Linked DNA regions of Homo sapiens: region 2 is linked to region 1. Evidence: chromatin contacts called from ENCODE Hi-C or POLR2A ChIA-PET data. All regions are on one chromosome and are shown on one strand. Each heading gives the region's core, a stretch centred on a gene start or an enhancer-like site at or near the end of the contact. The rest is flanking DNA. Distances are from core to core; before and after follow the strand shown. Region 1 holds the start of FANCL (FA complementation group L). Region 2 overlaps LINC01122 (long intergenic non-protein coding RNA 1122).

Evidence for each region. Hi-C counts contacts between places; a loop is a spot of excess contacts on that map. ChIA-PET counts read pairs that join two places held with the same protein, here RNA polymerase II (POLR2A).
Region 2: a loop to region 1 is called in a map of endothelial cell of umbilical vein, with 2.4 times the contacts of the local background. The contact joins the enhancer-like site here to the promoter of FANCL in region 1. A Hi-C loop is called at or near these places in 1 of 168 maps with a recorded cell type or tissue (endothelial cell of umbilical vein). POLR2A ChIA-PET finds 5 or more read pairs at or near these places in 1 of 52 experiments (OCI-LY7).

The regions. Positions count from the first base shown.
Region 1 is chr2:58,239,263-58,243,069 of GRCh38, forward strand. FANCL (FA complementation group L) reads right to left here and starts at 2,063. Exons shown (of 14, transcript NM_018062.4): 1 at 1,956-2,063. The coding sequence starts at 2,051. RefSeq lists a silencer at 1,661-1,710 and an enhancer at 2,251-2,410.
Region 2 is chr2:58,632,329-58,636,135 of GRCh38, forward strand. All of the region lies in intron 1 of LINC01122 (long intergenic non-protein coding RNA 1122), which reads left to right. Among named protein-coding and RNA genes, the nearest start is that of LINC01122, 110 kb to the left of the region's middle. RefSeq lists an enhancer at 534-2,211. Within about 2 kb of position 1,928, at least 6 of the 41 ENCODE cell types and tissues checked have a DNase peak (open chromatin) inside an H3K27ac peak, as active enhancers do; they include endothelial cell of umbilical vein, where a contact is called at or near this core.

The DNA of each region.
Region 1 (3,807 bases), core at 813-3,312:
ATCAAAGTTAACATCATTAATAATGGAACCAACCAGGTAACCTCACAAGCCTTGAGAAGGACAAAACAATCTTTCTGTAGTATCCCTGCCAAAAATGCATTAGCTGAATTTAATAGTGAGGAAATATCATCCAAACCCAAATTGAGATACATTCTACCTAACAGCCAATCTGTACTCTTTAAAAATGTCTAGCTTATAAAAAACACAAACAGACTGAGAATTGTTCCAGGTTAGACATGACAACTAAATGTAATGTGGGATCTTAACAACAGATGGTAGGGGATGGGGGTATAAAACATACAACTGTATCATAAACAAAATTTGAAATATGGACTCTATCTTAGATAATAGTATATCATTAAATATCCTGATTTTAATCACTGTACTGTGGTTATGTATGAGTGTGTCCTCGTTCTTATGAAATGTATGCTCAAGTATTTAGGGATAAAGGGGAACTACGCCTGATTTGACCTCAAATGGTTCAGGAAAATAATGTGTATACACACCCACCCACATACATATACTTAACAATGATCAGTAAAATGGAGAAAATGTAAACTGGTGAATCTAGGTAAAGGGTATACTGGAATTACTTGTACTGTATATCCTTGCTACTTTTCTGTAAATTTAAAATATATACAAAATATTTTTAGACACGTAAAATGTTTAAGATTTAAATAAACTGCTAAGGCAGGTACAAATTGGAATTCTAGCTATAGCAATGGTCATAAAAGAAACTTTCATCTAATCTCAATTCTAATGGGTGTACTTGTTTCCTAAAAGGCCTTAGCAGATATAGACATACATAACAGTATTTTGCCTAAAATTAGGTATAACATGCTTCCTGTAAAAAAAAAAAAAAAAAAGTAACTTAAAATTTTTCAACTTTTCTAAATGTTGTCTACAAGAGAATCATATTTTCAGCTAGGTAATTCAAGAAGAATACTTCTAATTGGAGAGGGAAAGGTGGATTAACTTTTTTCCATATGGAATAATGAATTTTTAACCTCTACTTTCTGTGATGGTCATATGGTAATTCCACATATACTCAAAGACTATGCGTGATGGTGGGGAAGTGGGCACAAGGTTGAGTGTAATGGTCAGAAAGGAAAAGTCTACACTCCTAACCTAAGGTATCCTGGTGCAATGTAAAGAGAAAAAAATCCAGGACTGAAATCACACAGCCTGCGTTTAAGGGATTCTGATGTGATCATCAGCAAATAACGTCTCCGGTTTCCCATACCTTGATTTCTTCAACTAGAAAATGGGAATGATGATTCTTTTAAAAATTTCTGCCTCAAAGGGCTGAGGATTAAGTGAACTATTTACCTGGAAAGCGCTTTGTAAACTTCAAAACCCTACACATGTGTTAGTATGTGTAATAAACTCCATATGAGAGGCCACTGGAATCAGCAAAGTTAATTAATTCCATTGCTGTCATGCTTCTCCTAGAAGATATTGTAACTGTGGGTGTACAGGTACATACGACTTGGCAAAGGGCCAAAATAAGGTTTTCTTCCCAAATGTTCTTTCTACAGGAAACACGAAAATAATTAGCCCAGATTCCCGAGTGAACTCATCAACATCCGTGGAGGTGGAGGGTGTTAAAATCGAGTTAAGGCAAAATTTACAAAAAAAAAATTAAAAAACAGTCAATTGCGGGACACTGAACGAAGAAGGAAGCCAAACTCGGGGAAGGGCTAGGGAGAGAGGAGGCGTGGCCCCAGCCCCGCTCCACGCCGCGCGCCTCCTCGCTCCCCATCCAGCGCGGCGACCACCGGGGTGGCGGCGACAGCGGCGCTTCTCAAACCTTTAGTCTCCCAAGAGCCGTTACGCGCCGCCCCTCTCAATCCCCACAAGTCTGGGCCCCTAACCTCCTAGCCCGTCACAGACTTCTCCGCGCAGCTACGCTGCAAGAGGCTCTCTTAGCTAGAAAGCAACCACTGGGCGGGTACCTGAGCCGAGATGAATCCCTCATACACGGTTTTCGACCGGTTCTGGGGCAGAAGCAGGGGGCACTGGCGCAACAGGCTCGCTTCCGTCACCGCCATGGCTCGAAGTCCGGAGAAACACAGAAAAGCTCTAGACCTGCTGGGTCCTGCACATGCGCAGTCCGCTGGCGCTCGGACGCCGCGGAGCGGAAACCCCAGCCTTGGCGGGAAGATCCTGGAGGATTCCGCGGGCGGAAATGAAGGTGAAGCGCAGGCCAGGCCAAGTGGCGCTCTGCGGGAGGCGACATCAGGGCTCCCCAACCGGTAGTGGGAGGGAAGATTGCCCTCAAGTCCACAGGACTGACTGACCAAGATCATTCTAGCCTCAATTGTCCCAGGAGCCCTTTCGATGATTCTGTTTTACTTTATTGAAAGACTGTTACAACTTTGGTGTTGCATTTCCTCCAGAATAAAATGACTTTTACAGCCTGGACGTTGTAGCACTCTGTCTTCTTTGCTGTTGTCCTCTCTCCCTTAACATACAGAATAATGTATTATTTTGTGTATAATTATTGTAATATAATGTATAACACATTGATTATATCATATATATTACAGTTCTGTGGCTTACTAAGTTCAATCAGATATATTTGAGGCACACACATGTATACGTATATGTGTATTGATTAGACTCAAGTCAACACTGGACTCAGTTCTGTGTACGGCACTCACAAATATATAAAGCAAAACATGAGTAAAGATTGCTGATGGACTTGAACTTAATTTTCCTCTGACAGCGCTTGCAATATGTTTTTCTAACTCAGGAATGTTATCCATCCCATCTTATTAAGAGTTGATTAAATAAGAAACCTACTAAAATATTTACCATATGATTATTTGATTTTCCAATTTTCCAATTTTCCAATGCATCACGTTTGAGCCCTACTATTTGAAAAACATCATTGTAATGTGCCAAAGGTTGAGCAAAGATTATTTCGTCCCCTACCCATCTTTATTGACCTCAAGACAGAATTTGACATCCTGAAGATTCTTAAAGTTTGACAAGAATTTGTCACAGCATTCTGGATGCTTACAGAAAAGAATGCTGGAGCAGTGGTTAGATATAAATTACATTAAAGCAGTGGTTCTCAAAACGTGATCCTAGAACCTAGCAACAGCATCACCTGGGAACTATGTAGAAATACAAGTTTTCACCGCTGATGGGGTTCAGGATATGCTACCCCAAAATATGGCCCCTTGACATTTGAGAAAACAACAAAACCTAAGATCACTCTCTGACCTTCTCCCATCCTTCTTCCCTGAGGCGGGTCATTGGATCCTCAATCCAGAGGTGCTCTTCCTATACCCACAGGAAAGAAATATCCTTATCTCTAAAGAAACGGAGACATAGAAAAGAATCTGAACAAAAAGACCTTTGACAACTTACCCCAGTTTATTACCATTAGACCATGCTTTGTCCAACCGTACTTCCCCACAACTGTCCACTGTTCCTTCTAAAAATGCACAGGTTTTCCTGTTTCTTTGGGCTTCATCTCTGAAGGCTCCCATGCCACATAAAACTTAAATAAATTTGCACGCTTTTCTCTTATTAATCTGTCTTTTCTTATAAGGGACTCAAACAGGAATCTAGCAACAGGAAAGAAAGATGTTTCTCATTCCCTACAGGCCCCTATTTCAAACCTCGGGAATCCCAAACACTGGCAATAGGGCTCAGCAGTCTGCGTTTTAACAAGCTCTCCAGGTGATTCTGATGCATGCTAAGGTTTGAGGATCTCTGCAGGGGCAGGACATAACACCTGCTTTATTTTGCAACTCGGTAATTAAGGACGGCCATGCTACATGTTTTCCTATAAGA
Region 2 (3,807 bases), core at 678-3,177, 390 kb after region 1:
CTTACAGATGATTTTGAAGTATCTCTGAGGTTCTGTTTTACATGGAAACACTATGGTTTATTCAGATTGCCCAAATTTGGTTAGTTCATTGGTTTAATAAACATTGAAGGTGCCGATACTTTCATGAAACATTCTGTAGCATCTGCATACACCATTAAATAGGAGATGACATTCCTTGGATGTCGATTTAATAATTTAATATTGTTTATAAATAATGTTATTCTAAGAGTAGTACAATATCCATTTGCTACACATAGGCATTTTGACCGTAACACTTTTTTCAAAAGTGATGTAAATGTATTAGCTTTCCACTATTAAACAGCCTGCCAGTATTTCTGAGCTATTATAATCACTTAAATAAGGAAGCCAATGAATGAAAATGATTACCTAAGAGAACAAAGATCTTATTTATTTATTAGAACTAAGCTCCTATGAGATGGCAGAAGCTCCTCTCATGAAAACAAATTGCATCAGTAATCCATTAACAGAGTTTTTTGTTTTTTGTTACTGTTTTTTTCCTAAGACTTCTCAATGCATTGAAAACATCATTCGATTTTAGACTACTGGGAGTTGCTAAATACACTTATTACTATGGGATTATTTTGCAAAAAAAAAAATGAATAAAAAGGGGAATTTTTAAGGTGACCAAATATCAGATAGATTTATCTAGAGTTTTATATATAGGTATTTCTGTGTATTTGTGACCTGTATGTCTCCATGGATGCAACTTGTGCATACAGACACACACATATGCACATTCACACACACACACACCTGAGATTGATTAAAGTTAAAAGTGCAGTCATGTGCTTCTATTTTTCACCTTAATGAGCACTCAGAAGTAAGTGAAAAATTAAAAGGTGGTTGGTTATATTTAGCTGTAGCTGTACACTCAATATATGTTGCACACAGTAGGAAATGAACATAAAATCAGTGAAAAAGCCTCAACATTGCAGCTATATGCATTAATTAAAAGAAGTTTGTTAAACTAAATTTGAAAAAAAACTTCTTTAATTGTGTTTACCCAAAAGGCTTTTCTTCCTAATTTAAATAGCATAAACATCTGGACTAAAGCAATATTAGAATCATGGCAGTAGTCAAGCAAATCTTGTGGAAAATAATGAAATTAGATCCCTGGTGTTGTGACAGAGTAAGGGCAGGATACATCAGTTCGATGTTAATAAAATTTCCATGAATGACTGAATACAATTAAGAAATTGTCAGTTGCGGCAATGAACTTTTGTAGCTCATAGATGTTTGCATCATTTGATTATGCTGGCAATTTAAAATTGTTTGTTAGTGTCTGTGTTGGGATATTAATTATGACCTTTATTACAGCCCACAATTAAACTAGTCATATAGCAACAAGCAAACTGTGTTGTGATACTGAAGGATCTGAACTATTTACAAAGAGGTCTGTTGGGTTTGGAGCCACCAGTGCCCTTTCAAACTGGAAATGATTTTAAAAGATGCAGTAGTTGAGAAACCACAACAACTGGGATGAGTAAGCCCTTTAATACAAGGAGTTCTTTTTAATAGTGTTTTAACAGTTTTAATTGCTAACAACATCTGTAAAACTGGAAAAAAAGCATTTTTAACTGTGACTCTAAGATAAGCTTTCCCTGTTCAGGAAGAGAAAACAATTATTCATTGGTTAATTAGCTGTAAACAACTTTTAAAAGATACATTCATTATATATGTAATTATTTGAAAAAAGGCTTCAATGTTATTTGTACTAATGCATAATTATTAGTGCTTGCTAAAAGGATTAACAGGACTTAGATGACCACTATTATTGCGGAGTAGCACAGTGAAGAGATGAGATTAGCATCAGGAAGGAATGTGTTATGATGAATCAGATAGGAATTTTTTGTTTTTGCTTTGTTTTTTCTTGTTTGCACACGGTAGTAGAGGTCACGTGGAGTCACATTATATTTTCAGAAACAATGTGTTTCAACCTCAAGTAATAGTACTTTTCATCTTTGTTTTTATGACACATAAAATATCTCACTAGACAAGTTTTTCTCTCCTAGAGTTATATTGTTGCTATGATTTATTATCTGTTCATTTATTTGTTTATTTACTTATATTTACCTTTGAGAGCTTTAAAAAAATCAACACTAAGTTATATTTTAAACTTGTGGTTATTAAAAACAAACTAGTTACCAGTAAAACCATGAGCTAGTTAGTCTCACTTGTGCTTATTGCAGCCACTGTATTATATTTATTAGATCATGTACCATGTTCCCTATAGCATGTTTGCTGTTTCACAACTATTGGTAGAAATTAAGTACAATAAAAATAGTTTGGTCTGATGTTTGAATTTCAGTAGATGAAGTTCAGTGTTGACCTGCTTCTAGTGTTCAGTGATTTGGTTGAAACAGAATAACTTGGATATTTTGAAGTAGTTTGGGTATTAGCTTTTCTCCTCCCTGCCCTCTATGTTTTGTTTAGCTTCCTCTTCCCATTACATTTAATTGGCTACCTGATACCATTATTACAGACTCAAAGTTGTGCATTTCATGCTGCAGTGATGTTGATAAAGATATTGCATAGCCTGGGGCAAACCCAGGGCTTTTGTACTTTTTACTACTGTATATTATAATTAACTCATCTTAGGTGGGCCAAAGGTTTGTCATGGGCTTTCTTACCACAACAGCCTGGATTTGATTCCACTCGAGAGCCCCACCACCCCCACCCCAACCCGCCAGTCTTTTTTTTTTTTTTTTTTTTAAGAAAGAAATGAAGTTCTGGAGCTTTGGTTTCAGCATTTGCAAACCTGTTTCCCAGGGTGCCAGTTAAAATCCCAGTGGTGGTGACTCATCTCCTTTATTTCTCCTTAAGGCCACTGTGAGATGAGACCTCGCCTGGAGCACTGTGCAGACAGAAAAACTATTGCATATTCCCAATAAGATAGGCTTTCCTCCGAAGTCCTTGATCAAGTTTTCTACTCTAAACTGAGAATGTTAGTGTCTTTGTGAGTCACTCCAGCCTCTATTACAGAGCAATAATATTTTGAGTTTGAAAATTTTTGTAGCATTTGGTATGAGCTTGCCATCTCTAAGCATTGCAGTTTTTGTCTTGAGTGACAGTGATGAGGGGGCAAGCCTGCTTGGGCTATCACGTTGGCTCAAGTAGCTAAGCTAAACTCTCTCATGCCTTGAGAGACCTTAAATGTGACATTATTCCAGTGTCTATTGAACTTTGAGTGTACTTGAGCACTAGTCAATCTGCTGAATTATCGGATACCTCCCCTCAATTTCTCCCCCATCTTTATCATGTGTCCTAAATATTTGAAGGAGGCGAAGGTGTCAGGAAAATTTACCTATAAAATCCATTCATTTATTAAATATTAAAATTCCAAATTCAAACACAGCCATGGCCTTTAGCATACAGGGAGTTCTAAATGAATGCTGTAGCACTGTTATTTTTGTTAGTTGACAGGGAAATTATTACATTTTTAAGGATTTGTGAATTTAAGCATAGATGATTACTTTGAACGTTGGGGTTTTGCAAATGGGAAGCCTTGTTGCTCAATTTACTAATTTATTTTGTGATCTGTGACTAAACTGAGTAAAAATGCAAATAGTACAAGGCCCTTTCCATTTTATCACCAGATCAGTTTACTGATGGGAGGATCAGAGTCACTAAACACTCCGACACTCTTGTGATTCCTAAGTAGTTGGGCATTAAAAGCCGCTAGTGAAGACTAGGAAGATTGTGGTGGTTCACACAGGGAGGTTTAAATGAAATCTAGTTATTTATTTTAGGTTTAAAATGAAGAGTCTCCAGCTCAGGTTTATTGGC